Regions from separate parts of the Mus musculus genome. Here region 2 is linked to region 1. Evidence: chromatin loops called from intact Hi-C (ENCODE). Cell type or tissue: left cerebral cortex. All regions are shown on one strand. Each heading gives the region's core, and the rest is flanking DNA. Links, peaks and the distances in the headings are about the cores only.

The links. Hi-C counts contacts between places; a loop is a spot of excess contacts. Peaks named below come from ENCODE experiments on the same cell type or tissue, not always from the same donor. Only the 100,000 strongest peaks of a DNase experiment are listed, where the experiment ranks them.
Region 2: it touches region 1 in a loop (3-fold over the local background); 7 of 42 quality-filtered maps call a loop at or near these places.

The regions. Positions count from the first base shown.
Region 1 is chr8:108,094,530-108,110,159 of GRCm38, reverse strand. No RefSeq gene overlaps it. Among named protein-coding and RNA genes, the nearest start is that of Gm34675, 210 kb to the left of the region's middle. In left cerebral cortex, for the core only: a CTCF peak has its summit at 8,852 (motif pointing right); DNase peaks (open chromatin) are centred at 7,933 and 8,850; H3K4me3 peaks cover 600 bases; H3K27ac peaks cover 391 bases.
Region 2 is chr8:107,880,084-107,895,713 of GRCm38, reverse strand. No RefSeq gene overlaps it. Among named protein-coding and RNA genes, the nearest start is that of Gm39242, 54 kb to the right of the region's middle. In left cerebral cortex, for the core only: no CTCF peak of the experiment used is centred there; a DNase peak (open chromatin) is centred at 9,617.

The DNA of each region.
Region 1 (15,630 bases), core at 4,015-12,014:
AGTCAGGTGTTCTAGGGTTGCAACAACAGTGCTTCCTAGACAGGAGATGCTGGCCAGCCAAGCCAGCGCGCCTGCCACCCACCAGGTTTAATATGTTTGTGGTTCTTGCCTTGTTATTTCTTATTATTACCTCCGAGAAGGACCACTCCTGCTTCTTGCCTTCCTTTCAGCTGACAAAGCTGAATTAATTCTAAGTCTTTTGTTTCAGGATTAACCTCAATGGTAAGGGAGCCAGCTAGTAAGAGAGATCCAGTTAACTTTTTGCCTATGCTTTGTCTCACTGGATACACCTGGGGACCAGGAGTGCATGTCACCTCAGAGGCACCCCATTTGAGACGTGTGAGTGTGTGTGTGTGTGTGTGTGTGTGTGTGTGCGCACGCGGACATCTATAGTGGTGGTGGTGTGTGGTGGTGTCTGGGGCTTGCTAATCTGGCAAGACTAGCTAGTAAGCCATCAGATATATTCACCTGTTTCCTCCAGCCCAGGGATGCTGAAATCACAGCTGTGGGCCATCTCCCCCTTGTTTCAGTGTCAGTGCTGAGGACCACACTCTGATCCTCATGAATGTACAGCAAGCACTTAAGCAACTGAGCCAGTCTCTCCAAGTCCAGATTCTGCTACACCAGCTCCGAGAGGAGGAGGTTAGCAGGGACATACTTAATGGCATTTGTCCACATCCGTGATCTACATACTCCCATCATGGCTGTCTTCCAGCTACCAACAGGACAGTACTGAACACAAAGGACTTAGAAAGAGCATCCCAGCATAATTCAATGTGCATATCTAACCAATAGACACAAGGCTCATGATCTCAAGACGAGAACACAGAGAATAGCGAGATGTAGCAAAATAACTAGGAAGTAGTCATCAATTACCTTTGCTTTTGGTATAATTTATTTAATTGTATGTAATTTAATTTTTTTAAATAACAGCTGCGTTTAACAACCAGAGCACAAAATCCCTGAAAGTTAGTAATCAGCTCTATAAGGCGGCACGAAATGGTTTTCTCAAACTCCCAGGACTACAAATTCTACTCAAGTCACAGATTGAAGGATCTTCCCAAAGGGAGTGGAGGGGACATTTCTGATCTGGGGCCCGGGTGATAAAATGGCATTCCAAGGGCAGAGGAAGTGTTCTAACAGGTGGATGCTGCATGTGTACCCTGAAGCTGTGGTGTAGAGGTGAGAGGGACCAGAGAGCTCCCCTAGAAATGCTATGCAAGGCCTGCTGTGTTTCCTGACAATCGAATCCACTCTGACTTGCAGTAAGGAGCATCGCTGCTTCTTAACCAGAAAGACTGAGTTTTTCACTAGCATTCTGCTCCTCTCTGATTACTGGGATCTGAGTCCGCATTCGCTGAATCCGGCCTCATGCATTAAGACTGCATGCCGCCTAAATAACCCTATCCTTGATAACCCTACCCTTGGCCCCAGCTCCACTCCGAAAACCATTACACCTTCTGTCTTTCTATTGACGGAACTATTACTCTCCTGCCCAGCTTGCTCATCTCTTGCTGTCTGGAACTGTTATGGCACCTGCTGTCCTCTACCCCCAGCCTGGAGAAAGTTCTGTAGACTGCCTGCCAAATCTCATTCATGGCGTGATGCTCTGGACCAGCAGTTTTCAACCTTCTGAATGCTGTGACCCTTTAATACCGTTCCTCATGTTGTGGTGACCCACCACCGCAACCGTAAGATTATTTCATTGCTACTTCATTCATAACTATAATTTTGCTACTGTTATGAATCATAACATAAACATCTGATATGCAGGATATCTGCATCTGGGCTAACCCACATAACACATAACTCATCCATGTACTACAGAACAGAGCTGGTCCCAAAGGAATATTTGAGGACTCCAGAGGATGAGCTCAACCTCTCTCTGCTCTGACACCCTCCCTACCAGTCCCCTTCACTACCTGGATGACGTAATACATGAAACTATATGCGATTCCCTAACAATGTCTTATTTGAATTCCTCTGCACTTTTTCACGAAGTAACTTCTCCATGTCTCCATCCTCAGAAAGCAATCACAGTCCACCCTGTCAATGCACCTGTTTCTCACTGGAAACCCAGATCCTTCCCATTCCACATGGTAATGGCTTGCTCTCTCTCTCTCTCTCTCTCTCTCTCTCTCTCTGGTTCATGGTGCTTCTGCCAACTGGTGCTTGAGTTTCTCCCTGTTTTCTTCTGCATTACTCTAACTCTCCTCCCCCAGGTGCCTGTCAGTGAAGTGTTGGACTTCAGTGCCTGCTGAATTAATGTGTAGCCCATATCGATCCAAATAAGACAATCCAGATTGGAAGTCCAAAACCTATTTGTGTTTCAGAACATGGTGGTTGAATTAGTCGGAGATAGAAAAACAAAAAACAAAAATCAAAAACACAAACAAACAAACAAACAAACAAAAACAGAACTTAATTCAACTCATCTGAATAGTCAGTTGATTAAAAACAAAAACAAAAACAAAAATGCTATCTGTCTATCTTTCTTCATAGTTGAGTTTCCCCCCTTGGGACTGAAGCTAACAACACACCAGTCAGAGTAACACCTGTGTGTGTGGAGCCAACTAAGTATGCCACCCTGTGCTCTGTCAGGATAGAAGCAGACATACTGAGGAAATGGACTTTCAGGTGCTCGGTAGCCAAGTCCCAAGGTCAATCAACAAACGGATGCCTTAAAAATGCTGTCAAAATACATAGCTTTCCCCACTGCTTTGACGAAATACTTGAGACAAATAATCTAGGGCTCTGTTCTGGCTCATGGTTTCAGAGGGCTCTGCCCAATACAACAACAAGCATTTTGATGAACCACTGTTATGTTAGAAAGGAACTGCAAAAGGAGATACAGGAATGTAGGCCTCCACTGGCTTTCCCCCCTTTTCTATTTTCTATCCTATGGATAGGTGTGTGGCCAGGGAGCCTCTCAAAAGAGCCACATTACAGGTGGGAATCCCCTCCTCAGTTGGTCCTGCCTGGAAATGCTCTTATAGACACACCCCGGCAGTGTGCCTTACCATCTCTGAGGCAACTCTAAATTCAGTCAAGTGGATACAGATGACTTACTGAGCTATGGCGTGACAAAGAGCAACCTGTAGTGACGTATAGACACCCACAGTGGTGACCTCTACAGGAAGTGCAAGAACTGATAAAGCAAAACTGCATGCCTTTATCATGTCATGCTGGCAAAAGAAAAAGCATGCCAGTAGCGAGAAATACCAAATTTGGAACAATATTAATTCTTGGGTCAGGTAAGGAAAGGGAAGAGGACAAGGCATGAAATCAAGGAGAAGCCCACATAGAAGGCTGCCTAACTTTCCCCCAGGACTGGGTATGGGACCTTTGGTCCTGTTCACGTTGTGAGCATGCTCTGTCACAATGAATATCCCTACTCCTGTCTGCATTATATTGAAACAGGATATCACTAAGTTGACCAAACTGGCCTTGAACTTGCAATCCTCCTGCCTCACCCTCTTGAATGGCCTAAATTATAGGGCCATTCAAGCCTCATATTTGGGTGGTAAAGTCTAAAACAAACGTGAAAAAAAGTTTAGATTTGACAAATTTTGGTAGCTAAAGTAGATATTAATCTCTATGCTTTTTTGTATAGAAGAAATGTTTTTGACTGGGGAGGGGCATGTATGACTATATCGCAGAGATTTCCACGTGGGTGTGCTTAAGAACTTTGACCTAACAAAGAGAGCCAAGTAGCACTGGGCGAAATGAGAAAAGGCAGGATTACTGCCTGGACCTTTAAACTCTCCCATTTATCAATACATTTTTTGATTTTGTAATTTTACCAAGTTGATCAAAATCACCCATTTTTGGGTCGACGATTCAGTATCTGCCCTCGCTAAAATCACTCATGATCTCAATTGAGAATATGAAGCTGCTTTAAAACAATAAAAACTCAATGAGCTGAAAGGCTGATCATAACAAACGCCAAGTGATGGCTGGCACAAAGCATATGCTATTAAAGGGGACCTATTACTCCTGCAGTAATCTCTGAGATCAAGGAGGGCGTGTGTCCTCAGACTCCCCATGGGAAACAAGCTCTCCGGGAATAGCCTTCCTCCTCTCTCCCAAGTAGTGAAGACACTAACCAGCACTGCCTTCGGTCCTTTCAATAAATGAGCACCCATAATCACTGCCGTCATCATGTTCTTTCTAGAATTAAAACAGGTTGTACGCCTGAGAATCAAAAGCGCATTTCATAAAGGCACCCACCTTTCTGTCTGCCTTTCCCCAACGTGGGACTCTCATTGTAGAGAAACCTCGCCCCATCCCAGGGAAAGGAATACTACACAGAGGGATGGAGAAGACGCACAATCGCACAATCGGTTTCACAGAGATCTCCCTAGTTTATTCCGAGAGGTCATGACCCTTCTTTTCTCCAATCAGGTTTCCCCATTACCATCTCCTCCATCTGACTTAGCATAATAACTCAGTTTTCCCTGGGTCTCCGAGTCTTCATTTCTGAACGCTGTCATTTCACATACAACTTTGATTAAATACACTGCCAAGGCTTTTTTTTTTTTCCCTTTGTTCGTCTGGCCATTGTTATTGGGGTGGCAGCTGTGAGCTGGGATGGACAAGAGAAGGGATGAGGTTTTTTTTTTCCTTCCTGTGACATCAAGGATTTAGCACACATTAATAATTAGTAATAATAGTAATAATAACAATAACAACAAAATACCAATAATCACAATGTGTCAAATGGGAACAAGAACAGGATCCTTTAAGAATTTAAGGACTTAAAAAAAGACACCATTTCTTTTTTTCCTTCTCATTTCTCAACTTTACCTAACACCTATGAAAAGCTAATTCTCATCCCCAAATCTACCTTCTTCCCTGCTTATTTTTCACCCACAGCTCTAACAGTTATAAAAATCAAAATCTCATCACTCCCCATTACCTAGCTCACAGGTGAGGAAAAGGTTACAAACGCTTCAAGATTCACCCCACCCCCTCCCAAATAAAGTGACACTAAGCCGCAGAGCAGGTGACCTTAGAGGGACAGGGAAAGAGGTCCCTTGTTTTGCCTCCCTTCTCTGACAGAACTGGCTTTGCAGTGAGAGGCAGGCCTATGCCTGCCTCCCACTGCCTCCTGCCACAGGCTCAGGGTCTGCTCTGTCCTGTTGAGTAACTGGGTATCAAACAAGCGTAATTGACAGCTCCCCCCACCCCTGCCTCCCTCTCAGAACAGCAGTTCCCCAGGAGCCGCCTTGTACAACCTCAAACACTTTATTACTGGTCAATTTGGGTTTCCTGCCCACTTTAAGTGGCCGTGCTGAGGGTCTCCAACTCTCTCTAGCCCTCACTGATCAATATTAACAGTCACTTCTCTGCTACTCAGCAAGGCCAGGGACTGGCTGTAAATTACCACATTGCCGGCTCATTCTACTGAGAGAAATGTCGTCATTCAAAAGTTAGGGCTAATTGTGAACAGTGTCTCTTTTCCCGCTTCTCAGGACCGCCGTCAGAGATGGAATCAGAAGAGAATGCAAGGCTTGTCCACTTAGGGTTTGTTTAACCTTAGCTGACTCCGCCCATCCCCACAGACGCCTTCTCTGCCTGGTTATTTCTCTACTTCAGTCCAAACATTTCTAGTTCCCCAACACACAGAGACTAACCTCCAGAAAAGTCAGAAAAACTGTCATCCAGTAAGGATGCTAAAAACATGGGTTTATAGTCAATGAGTTATAGGTATGTAAAAATGAAACAATGGGGGTAGGGGTCAGGATTCCATTTTAACCAATTATTGGCTACAGTTTCCTTAGTAATCTTTGTTTATGAGGTAAAAGTCTAACAAGAAGCTAACGATGAGGGTTGTTTATAAGCAAATAAGCACACAGAGGCTCTCTGAATGTAAATCTTTGAACCTGGCAGGGGGAAGAAAGAAAGAAAGAAAGAAAGAAAGAAAGAAAGAAAGAAAGAAGGAAGGAAGGAAGGAAGGAAGGAAGGAAGGAAGGAAGGAAGGAAGGAAGGAAGGAAGGAAGGAAGGAAGGAAAGAAAGAAAGAAAGAAAGAAAGAGATCTGCTCCTGCAGGCAGCTGACTCTGCCTGTGGAAAGGGAAAAGAAAATAAAAAGAAAGCAAGACAGCCACCAAGAGCGGACCTTCTGCAGTGAGGGTGACGAAACACTACTGAGGGGTCCTCCTGGAACAAGGCTGAGTGGAGAGACAGCCTAGACACCCATGCTGTGGCTCTCCATGTGGAAGAAAGACCAAAGTGCGTGCACGGTGGAGGGAGAGAGGGAGGCGAAATAACGGGGCTGATGGACAGGAACAATAATTATTTTCAGACCCAAGAGGGCCTTTCTCCTGCAAAGATGGATTAAGTGTGTCACCACGTCGGCTGGCTTGTTTTTCTGTTGCTGCGGTGTGCGCGGCCACAGGAAGCTCCCCCAAAAGAGCTGGTGCTGAGGCTGAAGTGAGAGCTAATGACACCTGTGTGTGCACGGGCTCTAGAGCAACTCAGGACTGCATCCTCCAGGAAGCCCTGGTCTCACACACATCCCGGGGAGAGACTGATTGACAGACACCTGTCAACCACTCAAAACCATCAAGATCTTAAAACGGAAGTTCTGCTGTCTCTCTCTCCATCCGTAGGCTCTGCTGTTGGAGGTGGAAAGGCAGAAGTGTGGTGAGGCCTGGTCTTGAGGCCTACAGATTCCCTGGGAGGTGCCCTGGGCATCCTTTTCTTCCTTCATCTGTGAGGCTAAGCTTAGGTGTCACTCGTGGTATGGCTTTTAAACAACAGTTCTTGGGTGCCCCCACTGATTATCAACCCCTAGGACCATGCTCAGTTTCCAGGCAACCCTCAACGCCTCTCTACTTCCTCGGGAAGCAAAGGCCAACTTCCCGTGGGCCTTTTCCTTAGAAGGTCATCAGTAAATATTCTGAACCCAAATCCAGGCCACTGAAGACTCTGGTCCACCCTTTGCCTTCTGCCCAAGTTGTACCGGAAAATCACCTCCACAGTGGCTTTCTTTGTGTCTTCACATACATTATGAGCCCTCTGTGACTTAATCTGGGGAACCTGCCTATGTCTCATTAACTACTTTGTGCCCACTAGAGGCTTCTTTGAGTGAGGAAATCCTGTGGTCAGAATAGAAGGGGTGGCTGGTTACTCGTGGACAGTTGTCCCGATTTAAGGGTCTGTCCCTGCTCTAGAAACATTCTCCTTATGGAAGAGAAACAGAGCAAGCCACAGCTTAGAATCAGGGTACATACTCTTCCTTCTTAGCTTTATCTCACCCTGGGATTTTTTTTTTCTCCTTTGTTCCACCCTAGAATGGCAAGATGAGCTATCTGGGACTCTTCCAGACCATCCTATAAAACACAGCTCAGTTCATAGCCCTGTTCTGGGCAGCAGGGCACCACCAGTAGCCGTCAGGGCTGTTTCTATTGCGTATGGTACTGCCTAGGGTTATTCCCCACCAACAGGGGCTCATCAGATGTTCAGATCCCCCGGGCTGTACTTATCTGCAAGGACTGGCCCACCAGCCTGGTGACAGGCTAATCTCCAGGCTCAGGGCCCCGAATGAGAATTAGACACCAGCCGCCCCATGCTCTCTTTTGTTTAGAAGAGAGAGAGAGAGAGAGAGAGAGAGAGAGAGAGAGAGAGAGAGAGAGAGAAATAAAATCCTCGATCATTTAGTACAAGTCATTTTACATGCTGGGATAATGAAGTATAAAAATGCCTTCAAAGAACTGATTTCCTACTTTTAAGTCACTGCCAGCCACACTCTTTGTGAGGCCTCTCTGGAACATGCATTTCCGTCCCACTCAAACAAAAGAGCTACGAATTCATTAAACTCTTTAATTATGCCTTCTTATTTTTTCTCTGTTAGCAAGTGCTACCAGCACAAAGTAAATAAAGCCACCGTGGTCTCTCCCCTCTGCAGACACTAACTGTTTTTATTCTTTATTCCGTTTACGATATAAAGGGGCTATTTTTCCCCTCCCTTCTCCTATTCTTGGCCAGTTTCCTAGGACGAGCCCTGCAAAGAGAAGTGCCTAACTATGTATGCAGAGTCTGAAGCCAGTAAAGGAGCGTTGGGCATTGCAAGCACATACCCTAGCCAGCTTTCAAAGTACCCGCAGCCCACAGCAGCCAAACAGGACTTTACAGCCAGGCGCGGAAAAGATATTAGCTTTTTTTTTTTTTTTATACTCTAGTAAATTTGCTTTTTACATCTATTTCTTTTCAGAAGGGCTTGTTATTGAGCTGACTGTCCACAAATTCCATTGATCTCAGGCTGTGACTCAATCCATATGCTCGCGCTTTGACACCGGCACAGCAAGCGAGCCGTACAAATCCTGTTCAGGCTACAAACTTATTGATTTTATAGATTTCCCCCAAAGTTGTGATAATGATATATCATTGTTAAATTTGGTAGAACAAACTGCTTTCCCAATCTGTCAATGCGAGCATGAAAACCAATTCACAGCCTTGTTTAGAAGGCTTTCGCATCCAAGAATAAGTACAGCTAGAGGAAGCAGATCACCGATACCCAGCGACTGGCACCAGCGTGATGTATGATACCTTCCTTGCTGCCCTTTTCTGACCCACAGCACACTGGGCTGCCAGACTTGTACTCACTGGCTACAATTATCCGCAGCGATTCCTCCCCGGGATGTGCAGTATTAATTATTAACTACCGGGAGCAAGCTGCTTGGGTGACCCACATCGGTAGGTTTTAAAAGACAATTTTGGTAATTTTAATATGGGATGCGGATGCACTTGGATAGATTAGCATCCTGGAATTATTGACTCTAGTGGGTCAATTTCTTTATCCCTCTGCCTTTGCTTTCTCACGCTCCGTCTTTAAGAAGGATGGCGGCTGCATCCAGCAGGGGGCAGACATCAGTCATTTCCCTTGGAAAGGACTCATCTTCCCATCCTGCCAAAGCCTGGGTTAGAAGACTCCACCTCCCTCAACCGTATCATCTCCTTTCCTATCAGAGGATGGCTATACCTTGGAGTCTGAGTGGCTTGGTAGGATTGCTTGGACCTTGTTTACCCCAAGGTATTTCTAAATGCACACCCTCTAATATCACAACCTTCCCAACCACCCTCCAAAACACCAGGTCTTCCCATTCACCTTCCAACTTCTCTCTAGTTCTTTAATTCATCAAAGTATCTATTTAAGTCATCTCTACATGCATACTAACATCTCTTCCTCTACTTCCTGATTGCCCAGAACGTATTTTCAACCAGGACTGTGTGATCACCTTGGGTCAGAAGGAAGGGCAATGTACTGACTGTAGATGCCGTCTGAAGTCTGTTCCCATCTCTTCTATAACTTGACTGTCTAGTCTTTCTTCCTTCCCGTGCGTTATCACCCAACTTTGGCTGCCTTTTAGTCCCTCATTCAGAAGTGCACGCCGATCCTCACAATGGCTAACCTTTTACTCTGTTAATTAGAAGAATTTATCAAAACAAATGAAGACCTAGCAAGAAAGCTCATTTCTTCAGATAAAAATCTAGATCTTGATGAGAATCTTGTATTGCCTTGTTTTTCTTTGCTTGCTCCATTTTGTTTCGTTTAAAGAGGTCTTGTGTAGCTCAGGCTAGCTCAGACTCATTCTATGGCCGAGGATGTAAATCATTGTCCTTCTGTAATCTACCTTCTCAGTGCTGGGACTAGAGGTATATTCCGCCACACCCAGCTTCCATTGCCCATGAAAGGAATTTTCTGTCTTCTCTCTATCTCTGTCGGGCATGCCTGAAGTCGAAGCCCTTCCTCCTTTGAGAATACCATGCCAACCCTTAATCTCCCTGCTGGATCCAAGCAGGACGCCACGAGAAATGTGGCATTATCGCGCCATAGTACTTAGCTGAAATTTCAAACACTCGCCTCCTCATAACTACTTATCTCTCCCTCTAACAACCTAACAGCTGAATTCCAACATGGGCTAATACCAATGTTTCTTTTATAACTCCATGCCTGGACAGCGACTTTAATAAGTGGCTTCCAAATCCAGAATGTGGCCACAGTCAGACCCAGCCATTCCACTCAGTATACCCAGGGCTAACCTGGCTTCTTTTCATTAACACTTCTCCATGCCATGTGCCTATGCTGACAATTTTCACACAACTTTTTTTTTTTTTTTTTTACAGCCCGTGGGGGAGCCACAGTAGTCATCATTGTCCATATCACAAATAGGGACATGGAGGCAGGGATTTATTATGGGTCACAGCACAGCTGGTCTTTAAACCCCAGGTCTTCTGATCTCTATACTCAATAACTTTAGCAATGTTTATATGCTGTGTTGTATATCTCATCTGTTAAAACAGTCCCTGTTTATGAGGGAAGCTTGTGACACTTAGAAGTTCCCTCCTCAAGGTCATATGATCTCTGTACAAACTGCTGGGGAAGAGGAGACTTCTACAGAACCAGGCATCTCCAGGGATGCAGAAACTGAGTTACCCAGGATGCTGTGCGTTAAGCCGTCACATGCAGCCTTGCAAGTAGCGTCTCTTATCTGACCTCCTTGCTCTACCTGGATCAAAGAGACCTTCGCTCACCATCTCCCAGGAACAGTCACATAGACTCAGTGCCCTCTATATCTTATTTATCCAACAATCTGCATAAAGCCCTTGTATTCAATGTGTTCCCTTCCCCTAACCTGACACCTGGATTGAAGATGACGTTCACAGTATTACTTATCTGTGTCTATCAACGTGTGTGTCATGGCGGTAATTGGTTTTGAGGCTTTGCTTACTAGGAGAAAAATAGAGCAGCCGTCTGTAAGACACATCACTGAAGGAGAGCCTCCAACTTCCCTGTAACGTGGCTATTGGGAGGGGTAGGGGTGAGAGACTAGGGAAGGTACAGAATCTAAAGATATTGTTGAGATTTGGAACCTAAAGACCAGCAATCTACAAGATGGTTTACAGACATAGATCTAGTACAAAATTCCCATAGCGCTTACAGGAGTATTCAGAAATGCGCAAGTGCACCTAGTCTCTCTCCAGGAAATCAACAGTTAAATAACCTGGCTATTGGCCTTAACCCATCCATTGCAACTTCCAAAGGCTTTACTGGGGTGTCTAGACTCAGGTGTTCCCTCCTCCAAGGGACAGATAGAAACATATGCCTGTCTGAGAAAAGGAAGCAGACAATTAAAATTTTATGACAAAAAAGTCCCCCACCCCGAATTCTTACTCTGACCACATACACACATGCTGGCAAAGATAACTGCCCTCCTGTTCATAATTGCACTGGTCCGAGTGTGCAGAGCCTTCCCACAGAATGATGGCTTCCCCTGTCTCCTGCATTTGTTCGTCTCCTTTGGGAGGAGCAATTTACAGAAAGCATTATTGATTTTTGCCATAATAGGTACAGAGATGCCTCACCGTCCTCACTCAGCCGGCTCGCTCTCCGCATCACAACTGTCAGGCCAGTTTGTGAAGCTCCGTCATTATTTTTTTTTTTCAAGGAAATCCATCACAAGATTGGGGGGGGGAATGCAAGGAAAGCGATGAAAATAAAATTATTTTCACCTTGCCGTACGGAAGAATGTCCACGTCCTTCGCTGGAAATAGGTGCAGGCATCACAGAATCGCAGGATGATGGGAGGAAAGGGGACTTTTGTAGACTTCCAAGAAAAATTAACAAGAGACAGGGGTGGGTAGGGGGAGGTTGAGGAGAGAAAAAGCTGGTAGCGGCCTATTAGAAATATTCCTAATGCAGCTACTCTTGGACTAGGTCAGTCCTTCCTCCCTGGGGAGTGAAGCTCCTACAGACACTGTCCTTACTGAAGAATAATGAGAAATTGAATTGTGTGTGTATTTGTATGTGTGTGTGCATCTATACATAGGTACTCAGGTGTGTCTGTGCATATGTGTGTGTGTGCATGTATGGGTTGTGTGTATGCATGTGTATATGTGTGTGAGAGTGTCTGTATGTGTGTGTGTGTGTGCATGCATACATATGTATGCATGTGTGTCTGTGAATGTGTGTGTGCATGTGTGGCTTGTGTATATTCACATGTATTTGTATATGCATGTATGGCTTGTATGCATGCCTCTGTGTGTGTGTGTGTGTGTGTGTGTGTGTGTGTGTGTGTGTTATTTTCATTTTTGTACCCCAAGGAATCTGTCCTGAAATTCTTTTGTTCACAGACCACCCACCCTTGAGAGGCCACCAAACCCTTCTGCACTTCATTCTTTTCTGCCGGAAGTTTCTTGTGGTTCCCTGCCCCAGCCCACTCTCTCCTCTGTGATCACCGGAGGCTGTACCACTTAGAAACCTATCTGACTGAGCACACAAAACCCTCGCCTCAAATATTCCTAACATAAAAAGGAGTCTCTTTAAAAAAAAAATCATGTGGAAAAATAGCGGCAGCGGGAACCGCACTAAACGCATTGTAGAGCCTTCAGCAAGCCTTTTGGTATTCACCTCTTGTTCACGTTGGCACCACTGGTCACTGGCACGTTTTCCTTACAGGTTGCGGGGCTTCTGGGAAAGGTGAGAGCTTATCATCCATCATCCATGGTTCAGGACTTTCCTTTTGCCCCAATTCCTAATCAGAGCCAGATTTGAGGCTCGGAAGATTTAATCCAAGCACTGGCTCTGGGTCCCATTCCCAGTTGCTCAGTTCATTAACCATGAAAAGTAATAGCCGCTTAGGGTTTTTCGGAGACACTGCTGTGCACAGACCACAGGGAAGGGTGCCGTTACCCTGTACTATGAAGACAGCCTGCCAGCCTCTGGCATCAGCAGTTCAAAGCCATTAAGACAGAGGATGACAAGTGCCTTGTTTAGGTCTACGGAGGTAATTCAGTAAAATAGGAGCATGAGGATCTGAATTCAATCCCTAAGAACCTATGTTTAAAACAAACAAAAACAAAAACAAAAACAAAAGCAAACACTAGCTCTGAGGAGGAAGAGGAGATAGCAGATTCCCAGGGCTACTACCAGCCAGCCTAGCCTATACTGCAAGCCTAGGCCCATCTGAGACACTGCCTCAAAAAACAAGTAGATGGTAGCTGAGAACTGCAGCTGCCTACAGCTGAGGTTATCCTGTAGCTTCCACATGCATGTGCGCATGTGCACATGCAAACACACACACACATACACACACACACACACACACATACACACACATACTGGACCAGTTTGCTTATAGGAAAAGGCAAGGACTTGGTGATGTTTTCTCTCCAGATTTTTTTTTAAAGATCTTTGTTTTTATTTCTGTGTGTACTATGCACACATTGGGGGGGGGGGGTCTTCCACATGTGTGCAAGTGACTGCAGGAGCCAGAAGAAGGTGTCAGAATTCCTGGAGCTAGAGTTAAAAGCAGTTGTGAGCCACCTGTTATGGGTCGTGGGCACCAAACACAGGTCCTCTGCAAGGACACTAACCACTGTAATCTCTGAACCATCTCTCCAGCCTTGGGTGTTTTCTTGATGGGACATTTATTATAATATAAACACAACTCTTAATGTCTCATGTTTTCCCTCCCTTCACCCAGCTTCTCTACTACTGAACTTCAAGAAATCTGTTATTGGGAATAACACAATTATCACTCCAACTCCTTCTCTATTCCTACTGGGTAAAAACATTTCCAAGTAGATAGGGTGTTGTGATATCGGGGTCCTGTTGAACTAGGCAGGCCTGTAAGAGCTCAGGCATTGCTCTTCTGCAGCCAGGTCATGAAGGAAATGGTGTGGAAAGAGCAAAAGCCATCCCCTCTTCACTAGATCCTACAGAAAGCATGCATGTTAAGTGAGGACAAGGGTAGGATTGGTTATGGGAAACCTGCACTTGTCACTGTGGGCGATTCTGTGCAATTCTCCACAATACGCTTGCCTGCAGCTCTTGGGATGGCAATGTGCACTGGATTTGAAAATGTTTATCAAATAACACATGGAAGGATCATGGTCATTCTGCATGAGTATGTGGTCTGAGCCATCCTATAGAAGCTGGGGAGAGCCACGCCACCCAGAGGAAGGTTAACTGGATTAACTGGGAGGAAGAGAGGAAAGCTAGAGGGAGGGAGGGAGACTGACTGACTAATTGCAGATTCATATATATACATATATACATATATATATATTGCCAAATTTTCAAAAGTAAGGTGTGCAAACCCCTTAGTTCAGGCTGCTGCTTCCTCTCACATTGGCTCTGTCAAATTCTCTGCTTCTCCCACAGCCAGACATCCTTGAATGGTCACCGGTGGTGGATTATATGAGTCTCATAGGCATAGCCAGGAAAGCATAGATATTGCTAGCCAACTCAATAAAAAAAAAATCCTCTCCCAGACATACCCCTGGATCCCTAAATGACAGTGCTATAAACACAGTCTCACAGTGATACCAGAAATGATGGATAATAACTTGGTGAGATCTTGTGTGAGCCAAATGTTACTGCATTAAGGATGCTACAGAGATTCTTTCATGTAATTCTTATGACAATGTGTTTGCTGTTTCTCTCAGCATTGTCTCCTCAGGGTTATCTATAGCAGTGCCTAGGACAGGAAGCCATGTAATAAATGCCTGTGCAATTGATGAGCAAACCAAAGAGTATCAAATAATAGTACTAAGGTAACATTCACAAATATATATACATATATACATATATATATATTAGTCTGTTATATATATATATACATATATATATATATAAAACAGACTAATAAATACCAATAATCAATGAAGCATAAATAAGAATTGACAGATGGCATTTTCTGCCTCACACCTCCACAGCTTCTTTTTTCAGTGTGAAGGATTGAACCCAGGCACTCACATAGGCTAGGCAAGTGCTCTGCCGACTGAGCTACATCTCCAACCCTGTTTCACACCACATGACAACTTCTAGTATAGAGAGAGTTATAGACATGGGCATTGTGAGCAAAGACAGTAAAAGCTTTCCTGAGGAACCCTATGCCCATGTTTGTCCACACTCTGGAGAATACTCATACCCCTTTCCATGAGCTGACCCTTGACCCTAAAGGACTACATACAGAGACATGTACATGAGATCATTTTTTATCACAATACCTGTTGAAAGGCGGGGAAATACTATATAGAATCTAAATGTCCATATCTGTGGATAACTATTAAATTCTGACATAAAATTTGGCCCACCCACCTGATAGAATGTCACGTGACACGTTTAAATCAAGCAGCATTTAAAGACACTGGAAGATACATGATAATTTTGAGTTAAATAAACCAGGCTGTAGGTTGTGGTCTCCGCTCTGTGTGACCCTGATGTCTGTATTGCATATCTGCATTGAGAAACTCTAAAAGGGGTCACCTTGATAGGAGATGTGGTTTCTTTCCTCTGATACCCTATTAGTCTTCCAGACACTTTAGGCTGAGCCATATTTACTAATATACTGAAAACATAGGAAAGCATATAGAACGTCTAAGGTAAGAGGTTCATTTTATTCTGACCAAAGAACAGATCTGTAGTCTTTCCAAGTGAATAACCCTTGTGTTCTTTTTGGGAAAACAAGTCCTGGCTTCATTCTCAGCCAGTACAGTAACAGCCTGGGAGCCACATATAATCCACAGATCCACGGTGTTTGGCCAGATGCTTTTTGTCAAATTTAAATTTCAATGGATCTGGGCAGAGTCTCCTCATCCCAGTCCACAATGGCCCTCACTC
Region 2 (15,630 bases), core at 4,681-12,680, 220 kb after region 1:
AAAAGGATCACATTTCTAAATGTTAAGACCGAAGAGTGTAAAACCCTTAGAAGAAAACAAAGGCCTCAATCTGATTCCAAAACCACACACCACAGCATTAAGGAGTGTATATGTGTGTGTGTATGTGTGTGTGTATATGTATATGTGTGTGTGTATGTGTGTGTGTATATGTATATGTGTGTGTGTGTATGTGTGTGGGGTGTTTATCTGTGTATGCATGTGTGTGCATGCACATGTATGTGTGTATATGTGTTTACATGTGTGTGCATGTGTGTGCATTGTGTATGTATGTGTATATGTGTGTATGTGTGGGTGTGTGTGCATGGGTGTACATGTGTGTGTATATATATGTATAAATAAATATATATATACATATATAGGTGTGTGTGTGTACCATATACACATAGATGTTCATCATATTATGTATATATAAGTTATACTGTCTCATATTCTTTGACAAGAAGACATGTTTCATGATTATAAAGAATTGACTGCACCCATAGTCATTTCTACTATATTATATAGTCCTCTCTGTAAGGTAGTAGATACATGCTCACGAGATCTCCCAAAGATTGAGGACTTGCTATTCACCATGGGCAATAATGTAAGGCATACGCCCTACCCTCACAGAGACCATGATGAATAACAAATACTTACTTCATTACAGGAAGTATAGAACACTATGCTTAGTTTCTTGTTCTGGCTTTAAGGGGAAGAGGTACCCCTACTGCACATTCCCACCACACAGCCGCCTGTCAACCCACCTTCCCCACCATGGTGGTCCCCATGAGACAAACTGAACTTCTCCTTCCTTGCACTTCTTCTGTAGAATTGACAAGAAAAATAAGTAATATAAAATGTTTGCGTGATTTCTTAAGGGGAAAGTGTGCCTCCAGTGGCTCTGAAATGCTGGCAAAGTTGTCCTGCGGATGTTAACCAACACCTTTGTCAACCTCAGGTGATAGTTTGGCTACAGCCTTGTAATTCAAAATGAAGTCTTCAGGCCAAGTGCTTCGTACATCACTTGAGAATCTGTTTTAAAAGAAAGAAGAGTAATTCTGGGCTCCTTCACAAGATAAGAGTTCTCATATAATAAAATTCCCAGGTAGTCCATGGATGCCTTAATCTGAGAAGCGCTGAAGTATTTATCCTGTATTTACTTAAACAGCCATCTAAAATTAACTACAAAATACCTAAAATCTCTAATTTGCCGACCTAGTGACTAGTTTATATGCCCTATGACATATGGTATATAATGAGTTTATTGTCTCACATATATGTTGAGGAAATACACTGCATCACATTTAGACCACTGGATTCAAACACCACCCCTTGACTTTCATATAGTCCACGTGACCATGAATTAGACCTGCTAATGTGGAAAAGATCACATAAATTGCTTTATATAATTATATAATATGTATATAATTTATATGCTATATAATATGTATGATATATATGCTATGTAATATGTATTATATATGAACTCTACACAGGTTTGGTACTATTTATAGTTTTGAGCCCCACTGCCAGTCTTGGAAGTTGTCCCCAGTTGGATAAGGAGGACCACTATAATTCAAGAAGTTGTCTGACCACTTCTCCTGAAGAAACACAGACATCTGTATAGGGGCTCCATTGAATCATCTGTTCCTCTGTTGACTGTGACACTGACAGACCTGCCTGCTTGAGGCAGCAGCTATGGACTTCTCCCCATCCTCACGGACCTTAAACAAGGGCAATTACAGGATGCACATTAAAAGACAGCCACTATACTCTTGGCTTGTTCAACATGAAGGAAATGTTCCCGTAGTTAGATGAGTGGAGCTGCCAAAACAGAAGCCTCAGGGTTTGCAATGCTGAGTCTGGTATTATCTTGATTAAAAGATCCTGGGGCCAAAGGCTACCTCTGTGGATATCAGATCCAACTGCTTACTCATATCTTCTGCTCAGGGGGATCAAAACACTGAAACAGAGCTCCAAATTGGTAAAACCACTGAGTCTGTTTGTTGGTATTGGTAACATATATGTATGTGTGTGTATATACACACACACACACACACACACACACACATATGTGTGTGTGTGTATATATATATGTGTATATATATTGACATATATATACTGATATATATATACATGTGTATATATATATATATATATATATATATCAGTAGCCATGGTGAGTGCTTTTTAAGTCACTGCATAAGTAAAAAGAGCATGTCTTTTTCCTCAAAAAAATCAATTATATTAACATTGTGTTACCTATAGTCATAACTGGTACCATATGTAATGAATGAAATATAAATCTGGAAACAACTTAAAATTAGAAGACTGAAGAAAAATACCCTTCAAAAAAATAAAGAACGTTCTTCCAGATGTGTTGATAAACGCCTATAATCTTATCACCTGGGAAGCAGAGGCAGGAGGCTTGCTCCAAGTTTGGAGTCAGCCTGGGCTATACAATGAGCTCCAAGCCAGACTAGGCTGTATAGTATGACTCTGATAGCATGGAGAAGAAAAAAGGATGGGAGGGGGAAAAGAGAGAGGTGGGGGAGGGGAAGGAAAAAAGAAGGAAAGAGGAAGGGTCCCTTTGGGTTTGCACATCAAAAGAAAAATTTGTGTTGCAAAGTTTTTTGGGTTTTGTTTGTTTGGTTGGTTTGGTTTTGGTTTGTTTGGTTTTTTTGGATTTTGTTTGTTTGTTTTGGTTGGTTGGTTGGTTGGTTGGTTTTGGTTTTTGGGTTTTTTGAGACAGGGTTACTCTGTGTAGCCGTGCCTATCCTGGATCTCTCTGTATGTAGACCAGGCTGGCCTTGTACTTAGAGATCTACCTGCCTCTGCATCCCTAGTGCTAGGATGAAAGCCATGTGCCACCACTGCCCAGCCACAAATTTTAAACTTTGATGTGAGTCTGCTGAACTATTTCATAGCCCCCCCCCTCACTCAAGTCAGTCAAGGAAAGGCAGGAGAGGTGGGGCTTGCTGGGTCCCAGGTTACACTCGGCAGGTGGGTTTAAACTCAATGGTAGTGGTTCTTACAGCACTGTGACCATCTGAATTCCTGCCCAACAGGCCTCTGTACCAACGTGCCTCACATCACACGACACGCAAAAAATTACTGAACTAATAACAGTGTACCTATGGCATCCAAACTAACAGGCGCTTTTTTTTAAAAAAATCACTTTGGAGGGTAAATGGCAGCCATTAGGTTCCTTAGAAACAGAGACCTCTCTTGCTTTCCTGTGGTGTCTGAAAATATTTATTCCCCAGGCTGGGTGCTGTTCAACTTTTTTTTTTTTTTCATTTTCCTTGGAAAGAACCCATTATACAGTGAAGTATTTCTCTTTCTCTTCAAGCTGGCCTCCTAAGAAATAAAGAAAACATCTAGAACACTCTGAAATGACGGCAGAGTACATTCTGAGCATGGGGGGAGCCGATTCGAAGAACATTAATCTGACCCCCAAAGAGAGAAACACTTGGAATCAATTTTCTTTCGATTAATGCAATAAATGCTGTCTGCACTCCGTGTGCCCGAGGAGAAGCGCTCGGAGATGAAGGAGGTCTCCCCATCCTTCCCTACACAACCAGTGGTTGCCCAAATTGAATATGCATGAAGAGTTCATGTGAGCCCTCTTAAATCCAAGAACCAGGCCCTGCCTGTGTAATAAATCTCACCAGTACTCTGCTATTAGACAGGGGATTAAAACTAATCTAGCAATCCCCCAACCAAGCGCCGAGTGGATTAAAATGGAAAACGCAAGGGAGTCGGAAGATGCTTAATGCTAAATAACAAACATTTCAATCAGAGAAATCATTTTTTATCTTCTTGTTTATGCTAAGTAGATACTATTAGACTTAATATCTGTATTAACCCAAGTGGAGGAAAGAAACAGGATGAAAAAAAAAAAAACAAGTATTTAGATGCTTTTGTGTAACAGCCCAAAATAATAATCATAGTAAAGACAAAGGAAAACACATGGAATGTGTGGATCTTTAGCTAGACGGTTTGCTCCTAGTGGGCCCACTCTAGCGATGGTCGCCTTCTTAATTGTCCTTTAAGCCGGAGAGGAGTGCCCACTTTAAGAGTTGCATCATTCAAGACAAAAGAATTTCCCACCTAAGCATGCACAAGACCTACATCGGGTCCTCTGCGTGTACAATATGGTTTCCAGCTCGCTGTGCTTTTGTGGGATTCCTGAGTGTGGGAATGCACAGGTTTCTCCTTCTTGTGCCTTTTCCAGGGTTCTTTTCCTTCTGTCTGTTTGTTCTGTCCAATTCCAATGTGTTGGTTGGCTGTCCTTTTTATCTTATTTTATTTTATTATCAAAGAAAGTCCAGCCTAGTCCGAAGCAGACTCGCCATGGATACTCCTCATGGAAGCTGCATCTTTCTTTGTTTTTGCTTTTGTTTGACTTGGCCAAAATTGCCACAGCTCCCAACAGAAAGGCTCCACTCGGTTTGAAATCAGACAATGTCCCTCATGAGGCCCAAGCCTCCTAAAGGCTGGAGCTGGTTGCCACTGTAGGATAGTGAGCATGGGCAGGCTCTCTTCAGCACCGCCTATAATGAGCCATCTACACATCTGGCATCTCCTGGCAGCTGGGGAACACATTAGACTCCAAGCTGCAGGCTGGACCCCTGCTGTGGTGCGCACAACACTGGAAAGAATCCATAGGTTTATCTGAAATACTGTTGTACCTTTCAACTCCGTCATCTTCTTCAATTTTCTACTTCTGGGTCCTGTTAAGCTGTTTCTTAGACATCTGCGTTTCAACTTGAAACCTTCCCTGGAATCTGCCCGGCCCCTCCGTCCTCTATAAAACAAAGCAACCTCCAAGTTCCTCCTCCTGGGTCTTTCTGAGTGATGACTCCCCAGTCCTGTCCAGACTTCCTTACGAAAATCAATTGTTCCAAATAGTTGTCACGTTAAAATGGAGCACGGTCCTGGGACACTTACCTCATCCCCAGTGTCCCAGGAACTATTCCATCTAAACCCAGTACCAAACATGGAATGCTTGGCCCAGACACAGAACTCTCAACCAGCTTTCAGGCCTTAACTACAGCTGTTCACTCCATTTCCGCTGGGCCAGGGTTTATTTGTTCAGAAAGCTTTACACATTCCCCAGTAGCTGGAGGAGCTAAGAGTTATAACAAGGAGACACGAGGCAGCCACCAAGTCTCTCACTTCTAGCATCTTCATGCGCAAGTTTCTTCCGTGAAACTGATACGCCATCTCATGTTTGTTACAACAGAAACAGCCTGGTGAGAGAACCTGTTCCATGCCTATCTCAACAGAGTAAGCTCCCTAGCAGTTGGTATTTTAGACGGCCATCAGTGACTAATAGGTCATTCTGGGGGATGGTGAGGTACTAGGAATGTCTCCAAGCATGGCTTAGTCAAAATGAGGTGGCATGCTTATGTAAAGTTATTCTAAAGTTTCTCAGGCTTGGTAGAATCCTGGTCTCATCAGTGAAAGTCACCAACAGCTTGACTCAAGTCCCTTTGCATCTCTACAAGAAGACAACTTTGGGGCAAACAGCTAATTTTCTATAGAAGTTCCCAAATAATTGGTCAGGGCACACAAAGGATCACAGAGCTAAATCTGACATGTAGGCAATCTCGATCCCTAAGCTCAATGACTCTACATGCCTGTGGTATTCAAATGTCTTTTATGAAATAGTTACAATAACACTTGCTACATGTGTTGAGGCTTATGGGGCATGCACATGTGTGGAAAAGCCAGAGGTCAACCTTGGATGCTTTCCAGTTTGTTTATTGAGGTAAGGTCTCTCTTTGAACTGAGGTGCAGTGTACAGGCAAGGCTGGCTAGCTGGAGATCTCACCAGTATTGTGAGAAAAATCCATTGTGCCTGGCTTTTTCTTTCTTTCTTCTTTTTTCTTTTTTTCTTTTCTTTTTTCTTTCTTTTTTTTTTTTTTTTTCGAGACAGGGTTTCTCTGTGTAGCCCTGGATGTCCTGGAACTCACTTTGTAGACCAGGCTGGCCTCGAACTCAGAAATCCACCTGCCTCTGCCTCCCAAGTGCTGGGATTAAAGGCATGTGCCACCACTCCTGGCATGCCTGGCTTTTACTAACGTAAGTTCTTAGTTCTTAGTGACTGCACTCAGGGCCTCATATGTGTGGGGAAAATACTTTGCCAACTGAGCCATCCCCCCAAGTCCAGTAGAAAGAAAAGAAAGGAAAAGAAAAGAAAAGAAAAGAAAAGAAAAGAAAAGAAAAGAAAAGAAAAGGGAAAGGAAAAGGGAGCCTTGTGCACGTTAGGCAAGTATTCCAGCACATGTCCCCAGCCCTGGGATACTTTGGATTGGCAAAATATTTAAATGTAATGAAAACTGCCAGGGACTTTGTGGACTAAGAGATTGTCACTTTACTACCTTGGATTTAAAACTCAAAAGCACCACCACCACAGAATGTAGTTTCTCACACGCTGTCTGTGTGTCTGTCTGTCTGATGCAACCCAGGAGAAGCAGCTGACTCTGGGAGAGGGGTGTAAATACCAACAGAAAACAGATGGAGCCTGGGATGGTCCACTCCATGCCTAACAGCCAGCTACTGGGTCCGGCATCTGCTTCCTCTTCCATCCTAGCTTCCAAAGCCAGCCATTGGCTCACAGGTCTGCCGGTACCCTGACTTCCCTAAGCTTAGAGGATGCCTCTGGCTCCCATTGGCCAGTTGTGAATTTCACATGCACCCACTGTCACTGACCCCCACCTAAATAGACACAGAAAATAAATATTCACTAGAAACTCAAATGCCTGTTTCTCACCTCTACATGTGAATGCACATGTGTGTGTATCTGTGTTCATATATGTGTGTGTTTTGTGTATACGTGTGTTTTATGTATGTGTGTATATGCATGCATGTGTGTGTGTGTATGTATGTATGCATATGGTCTTCTAACGCTGTCTATAACAAGTTGTCTTTAATCATCTAGAAGACATGCTACAGTTTACTTTCAGCATCCTCTGAAAAGCTGATGAAGTTTCCTCTCCATTCCTTTTAGACATGGCCATTCTCTCTGGAGAAAGAAGTTTCCAAATGTTATTGGGCTCAAAGGACAGGAGTGTGGCCATTTTAGATCTGTGTGTGGGCATCCACTATCCGACTCATTCCTAGTGAGGAGAGTTGGTGCCTGTTGGCTCTTTAGACCCCATTCCATTTGCAGACACCAACAAGTTGGAAGATTCAAAACTCGGAAGAAAGAATGTGAGATCGGCTTCTTGCCCCTCAATTATTGCTGATGACCTATTGGGTGTTTCAAACCTTCGGCAATGCCAATTTCTACCAGCTGAGGAGATGGCTCAGTCAGGGACATGCTTGCCCTACAAGCACGACGACTTGAGTTTGATCCCCAGCACCTATATAAAAAAAAGCCAGGTATGGTTGCCTGCTTGCAACCCCAGCAATAGTGAGGTAGACAAAGACAGATCCCTAGAGTACACCTGTCAGCCAGCAGAGCCTAAGATTTGAACCCCTGACCAGTGAGAATTTCTATCACACATGCACATACACGCACACGGATGCACACACATGAGCACATACACCATGTGTATGCATGTATGTGATCATTTCTGCCACCAGACATGCAAGTGAAAGTCTAATATTAAATAATACACATGTCTCCCACGCCAAAACTGGCATTTTAGTGTCTCCGGGACTGATGTGAAACAGCCTCACTCTCCCTCTCTCCCTCTGGCGTTCTCTCTCTCTCTCTCTCTCTCTCTCTCTCTCTCTCTCTCTCCCTCTCTCTCTCTCATCTGTCTGACATGGTTCCTCATCAGTGGTGTTCAGAATTCATCTTAGGTGACACAGAACTGGAAATGACCACAAACCCCTCAGAACGGGGTCTTCTCCTGCAGTGAGGAGCCTGTACTGAAGACATGCAAGCAGACCACCTGCCCTTTTCTTTCAAATGCCCCCCCTCAAAAAAAAAATTGTGCCACAGTTCAGCTTTGATCCTGTGCCCCAGTGTTTTACCCCTCTTACCGGCAGGAGAGAATTGTCCTCTTATGTGGATGTCTAACCTAAATCCTTCATGCTGCAATTTACATCTGTTCCCTTTGTTCAAAATGACTGCGTTTCTTCTCCCACCTGCTCCCCATTAGACGACTATTACATACTTTGGGGAAATCATCTGGAGAAGAGAAAGACATAAACTCCTGCAGCTGAGGGCAGCAGCTTTTTTCCACACAGATGTGTGTGAGTCGCTGTAGGTTGGTGAGAGGTTTGTGAGCAGCAGCACGCGGACGAGGCTGTTTGGGGGCCAGCTCCCCTCAGATAACAACAGGAAATAGAGAACAGAAGTATAGTTAGAAACAATAACACTGGACCGGCAACATGCACACACCACTCGTGTACACACACGCACTCACTCACATACGCCCGCGCACCACACGGGGGGGGGGGCGGGGGGGGAACTTTAGTGGGATAAAATGAGAATAAGCTGGGAGTCCCCTTCTGTGATAAACACTACTGAAATCTAGACGCTTCAGAGACGGTCTCCAGTTTTTATTATCTGAGAACGACTAGTAAAAGCTATGAGCAAGCCTAACTAGCTGTTTCCACTGAACAGCAAAGCTGCCCGCCCGTCTGATTGCTCTGGCGTCTAAACCACCAGTATGTGTTCCCTACCCGAATAAGCGTTTTGTCATCAATCCGGTATCTTGGCTTGTGTGCTGGGCCATAATGCAAGAAGCATGTTCTAGTATGTGTTTCACACATTCCCTATGTACTTAGATGTTCTGCTTTGAAAACAGTCAAACTTCCAAGAATGGGTCGCAGATCACCAGTACTGCACTAGCACAACGGAGCACGTTAGAAATATCCATTCCCAGGGCCGGAGTAGGCAGGATGTGGGATGATGGCTCAGTCAGTAAGATGCTGGCTACATACAGGTAGAGGGACCTGAGTTGGATCCTCAGCATCCGTGGGAAAATGTAGTGTTGTAATCCTGGTGCTGCCAAGGCAAAGACAGGAAGATCCGAGGGGTAAGCCCCGCCCAATGGGTAAGCCTCACCCAATGGGTAAGCTCCGAGTTCAGGAAGAGACTGGGGGGAAGAAATTGGGAACCAATACCAGCCTCTGACTCACACATACCGGAGCACGCACAGGAGCACAAACACACATACACACTCACAAAAGAAATGCATGTTCCCAGATGATTCCCCTTTAGACAATTGATTTGACCTGTGTCTTTTCAACAGTATATTTTAAGTCTAGGAACACTGGTCACCTTCCCTTACCTCTATTACCTCATCTCGAAAATGGGCATAAACTACCCCCATGCTTCTTGTTTTGATATCTGCCTCCGGAAGAAAGGCAGCTACGTGAGCACTGCGCTGGGGAGTCCTGTACCGTGGGGTAGGCAGTGACTGCGCATGCTCCAGAAGAAGAGCTGGGATTCCTTGCTAGAGAATACATCTGTCCCCCATCCAAACTTCACTCAGTGCGTGGCAGGAGAACAGCCTAGACATTCCACCAGCTGCTGTTGGAGGAAAGGAGGGGAGACTCATCCTGCTGGAACCAGCTTCCCCTCCTCTCTGTCTTGGCTGTCAAAAGCAAACACAAACACTCTGGGGTTAAGTCAGCCCAGCTGGAGGGCCAGCCCCGTGCCCAGCCATCTGCACAGCAACTTGCAGACCAGTAGTTCCCTCTGTAAGACAAAAGGCAAAGAGAGGGAACCAGAGAAGGGCCACAGTCTGACTCCAGGGGGTTTTGCTCTCTCCTTCCTTTTGACCTTGTGTCATCCCTGCCCTCTAAGGGGACCAGAACGAAAGAGACAGATGAGGGATTCATGCAACAGAATGTTCTGGAGACCATCAAGCAAGACCCTCACCAGATACTTGAGGAACTAGATAGAACGTTCACTTGGCACCTCTACCTACCCAGGGCCATGAAAGGGTCTGAGTGAGTTCCCTCACCCACAGCGCGGAGCCCCTCCTGGTTTGAATCAACGCTAGACAGTCCTGTCAGAGATTAAAGGAAACAAAGCCAGACTGAGTCCCGATGGCTGTTCTCTGACATCTAAACTATGCGTAAGAGGGGAGCATGGGAGCCCTCTGCCAATTATCCCAATGACAATGTTAAAATGTAAGGTTGGTCCCACTCACTTGAGAACCACTAGTGGGCCACTTTCTTCCACTGGTGAGTGATGAGGGCCAGGAAACCCTAACATGAAAGAGGATTGGGAAAGACCCGTGGAGCCTGATGTATACGCATGTGAATGCAGCACCCTGGTCACATGGCCATCTCCTGCCAGGTAGCTTGGCTCAAGCCCGAGAGAGAGCATGCTTACCACACAAGTTCCTAACCCTCTGTGACCCCTCTCAGCCTGACTCCACCTGGTGTAATCCTTTGATCTTCTTCCGTCGTCGTCCCTACCTCATCCTAGCCAATCTGATTTCAAACTTTAAAAGGTGACAACTTTGAGGGGACAGATTACAGCGATGGACTCCAGCCAACTGAAGCACAGAGCCAAACACCCTCACGCAGGATCAACCCGCAACTCCAAAGGGAAGGAGCTATTTCCAGAACATTTGTTTAATTGATGAATAAAAACGGGTTCTATTTAGTGCTGTTTTGAACGTTGTATTCGTTGTAGAGTAGCCTAATTGAGCTCATTAACACGCATTGTCTCATATAGTTAGTTTTAGGGTGAGAACACATAAAAATCTCTCTTAGCAGGTTTCAAAATATATCACTTTTATTATGAACTATGATTCCCTTCTTGAACAGTAGATCTGAACTCATTTTTCTATCTAATTGAAATCTTGCTTTGGCCAATATCTCCCCAATACCCTGCAAACACTGTCCTATTTTAAGAATTTCTTTCTTCCTTCCTTTCTTCTCCTCTCCCCCTCCTTCTAGATTTTACATAGGAATAAGATCACATGTTATTTAGTTTTCTGTGCCTGACTGATTTCCCATGGCTGAATATGCTCCAGATTCAACTATTATGTCCCAGATTACACGACTTCCTTCTTTTTTAGGGGTATATAATATTCCACTGTATATCACCGCAGCATCCGTGATAGACAGGCAGGTGGATTCTGGGCCTCAGCTCTTGGGGACAAGGTTGAATGAGCGTGGAATAGCAGATGACACTTGGATGTACCCATTTCACTTCCTCTGGATGTAAGCCATCAACCATGTCTGGTCAAGCAGTAGCAGTTCCATTTTCAATTTTTCAAGGACCCTCCACACTGGTTTCCTCCATGACTGAATGCACTTCACCTCCTACCAACAGCTCCCAGATAACAATTCTTTGTTTTCTTTCCATCTCTGGGGTTCTTTCTCTGTAAAAACAAAACAGAAATCAGCATTCAGAGAGAGAGGGAGAGAGAGGGAGAGACAGAGAGACAGAGAGACAGAGAGACAGAGAGACAGAGAGACAGACAGACAGACAGACAGAGAGAGAGAGAGAGAGAGAGAGACCATCTAAATCACTTTTCCAGATGAGGCAGGAGGACATGCTACATACGGCAGATGTTCTAGTGGGCAGTGCCAGTCATCTCCCCATCACCCCACCCCACCTCCTTCTCCTCACTTCCATACCCGCAAACACGGCCGGCTATGTTTCTGTTTCGTAGGACAAGCTACATAAACACACATAAATACGGTTAGATTTGAAACATAAGATCTGTAACAGCCTCTGACACCGAGAACACACTTGATAAATAATGAAGCAGTGTCTTCCTCCAAGATGGTGGGAATTTACCATCGGGAAGGGAGGCAGAGCCCCCTCTACCCTGACACACACAGAGTTCAAGACACCACGAAAAGAATACCACCCAGGGTCTCCATCCATTTGTCTCATGTGCCGGCTCAACCCAACCCACCTTCATCTTCCTCTGAACTAAGACAAAGGGGTCTAATGTGTTCCGGGCAGTGTCACAAAGCACATCAGGAGTGAATGGGGTTTATAAGATTAGATACTTTCTCTCCAGGCAGTGGGTCAAATCAGAACCTTCGCTCAGCCAGCCCAGTGCATAATCTCCTTTGATCACTTTCAATCAGACTAAGTGTCTGCAATCTGTACAATGGCCACTAATTTAGTGGAAACAAATAATTTGGAGAGCCTGATTATCAAAAGATGAGACAGAACGCAAGGTCCAGACTGGATAAGCATGCTGGAAGTTTGCTCTTGCCTCATTTTTTTTTCAAAGCTGCCATGACCCATACAGCATTACTGCATTAGGGACTTAGAGTTGGTCTGCTAAGCTTAAAAATAAAAAGAAGAAAGAAAGAAAAGAAAAAAATGGATATTGGATATTGTCACACACACACACCCTCATGAGTTCCTCATTTAAATAAGGAACAGGGTACAATGCATCAGTTAAATCGCAAGCCTTTGTCACTGACACACGCAGCCATCCACTGCCTGGACAACTTAACATGAAAGGGTTTCATTGTGTGAAAACCAGAGCCTCTTTATATATATATATAAGATAATGTATAAAATTCTAGTTATACAACTGGCCGGCATCACAAAGCTCTGTGGGTCCTGGAAGCCTCTCTCTCTCCCCCACCATGGATAATAAGGCATGGGGTTTTGCTTGCTTTGATTAATTTCAGAATATTGCACTGAACCTGCATAATCCCTAAGACAGCAGAGTAGAGGAGAAAAAGTGATGGGCAATGATAAAAAAAAAAAATGAAATGATCAGGCAAAGGCTGTGTTCTATCCGTGCTGTACAACACACAGGTATGCACATGTGCACACACACATGCGCACACACATATACACATACACACATATATGCATACATACACATGCACACATAAACATATATACACACACACATGCATGCGCTAGAGCGTGCACACATACACACACACACACACACACCATCACCACCACCATTACAAAACTGATTTCAGCAAGTACTAACCACAATAATGGTCAACATACAAAATGGTCTTTGACTCTAGGACTTAAATGATATGCACGAGGCTGCAGCAAGCTTAAACAAAACCTCTGAGGTGTCGCCAGGGCTGTGATCAGATATATAACATCACTGGGAAATGCACACCGCCTTTTTTTTTCCTCAAATCACAGCAGCCATTATTTATACAAGTACTGAATATGGAAAAGGCTCTGACAACTTTACAGTGGTGTTTGGATGGATGAAGATGCGGGATGATGGATGAGGGAGACAGAGGATTCCCTTATTAAAGCATCAAATTCGCCTCTAAATATCAAACAGACATCTTAGCCCCAAACGCGTACTGCTTCCTACTCAAAATCATATAGACCGAACACATGAACGGCCTTTCTTTGATAGAAAAAAAAGGCAGGGTGTTCGCCTAATGAGTAGTGTTAATTTTGGACTAGGCCATTAAGTACCTTTTTTTTCTGCATAATGTGAACTCAGAGTCCATGCCTATCAAACAAGAATAAACGTGACAATTTGCAAATATAAATGAATGTTGGCAGAAACGGGACAGATCCCCACCCTGCCATTCTGTTCTAAAATTTTAGTAAATAATTTCAGCAGATAGCATCTTCCAGCTATATTTTTGGTGTCTTTCTTGACAGGAAAGCTGCTATGAAGGGATGAAAACTCACCATTTACTCTGTGATTTTTTTTTTTCTTTAATACTGTGCTCGGATTAAAAATATAGACTCATACATACAATGTTGGTAGCACTGCAGCGCCCACTAGTGGACATTCTGGAACCACGGAGGCTCCTGTCTCCAGCGTACATTCAACAAACCAAGTGTGTTCATCGTAAAAGTGTAAAATCAAAAACGAACAAAAGAACATAAGATAAAATGAGCCTGATTTACGAAGTGTGGCAACTTGATTCTTATTGTTTCCATATGATGATGAGGCTGGTACTTTTTTCCACAAACCTCAACTCTACCTTGGCTCTTCCTGTAAGATTAACAGTAGGCAGAGAAACATGGGCCTGATATTCATGAAGTGTCTGTGTCTAAGGAATCTTGCCTAAGAGTTCAACTAGAACACGAGAGGGTCCGGAAGCAAACAAACAACAAAACCAAATGCCTGTTTGTAAAAGAAGCCAGTTCTACCCTAGTCACTGCATGGGCTAGATCTCGCCTATCTCTGCCTCCCAAAGCAATGACACCACTGGGAAGTGGTCTTTTGGTATCAGCATGGTCTAACATGTAACCCAAGAGTAATGTGATTATAACTTACCAGGAAACAATATTTACATGTTGCTAGTGTTTCCGGTTCCTTTCCTTACAATGAAAAACAAGTTTCCTTTGGTCTTTTAATGTTTCTAAGTACAGTGATGATTAAAGCCCATATCTCTCTCTCTCTCTCTCTCTCTCTCTCTCTCTCTCTCTCTCTCTCTCTCACACACACACACACACACACACACACACACACACACAGAGAGAGAGAGAGAGAGAGAGAGAGAGAGACAAAGACAGAGACAGAGACAGAGACAGAGAAATATTTTTCACACATAAGCCTAGAGATTTTTCTTTAGTTTCATGTCTAAGAATTTGTATATTTTTAAGGAGCTTATTTTAGAAAAAAAATGCTAACACATTTCTAAAACTTCATTCACAAAGCTGTAAAGGAACAAAGCATTCTTAATTCGTGTTAACGAAGACATCTTATTTAGCAGGTGTGTGTTGAAAGGAAACAACGCAAGCCAGGAAATCAAGACTAAACTAGTTTTAAAATCCAGAGGGTTTGCCCAATGCAAATTAGGAGTTGTGTTTTAACACCTGAGAACTAGTGATATCATATCAGCCAATTGTGGAGGTCTGAGTCTTTGCTTTCTCTGAGAAAGAAAGAAAGAAAGAAAGAAAGAAAGAAAGAGAGAGAGAGAGGGAGGGAGGGAGGGAGGGAGGGAGGGAGGGAGGGAGGAAGGAAGGAAGGAAGGAAGGAAGGAAGGAAGGAAGGAAGGAAGAAAAAAAGAAAGAAAGAAAGAAAGAAAGAAAGAAAGAAAGAAAGAAAGAAAGAAAGAAAGAGAGAAAGAGAGAGAGGGAGGGAGGGAGGGAGGGAGGGAGGGAGGGAGGGAGGGAGGAAGGAAGGAAGGAAGGAAGGAAGGAAGGAAGGAAGGAAGGAAGGAAGAAAGAAAAGCTTCCTGAGCAGGTGGAAGTGAGGACTCTTTGGATACCAGTGAGCCTGACTGGTGACCCTGACCAGAGAGTTGCTTCCAGGCTCTTTCCTGAAATATGCCACTGTCCCTAACTCTGAAGCCATCAGAAGCCCAAACCTGGGCACCTCCTCTTTGTTGTGTCTTGACACAGACACATCCTTCTTGATTCACAGTTGAGCAGTCGAACCTTTGTATGGGTTGTTTTGGAAAGAAAGAAGGTTAGTAAAAAGAAGGAGGAGGAGGAGGACGATGTTGGTGGTGGCGGCAGCGGCAAAGGAACTGGGAAGCAGTTTCTGCCATGACAGCATTGCCCACATCTCTGAACCCATTCCCAACATTGGTTTGAGCTCCTCAAAGACACAAACAGGCAGTAAATGAGCGAAGGCAAGAGGTAACTACCTAGAGCCTGGACTGCAGGTCAGATGGCAGAGCCCCTCCTTATCCTGTGGGAAGCCCTGGGTGGGATCAGCAGCGTTGCCTAAAAGCAGGTGTGGCAGCCAGCTCTGTGATCCCAGCACCAAGGAGATGGAGTCA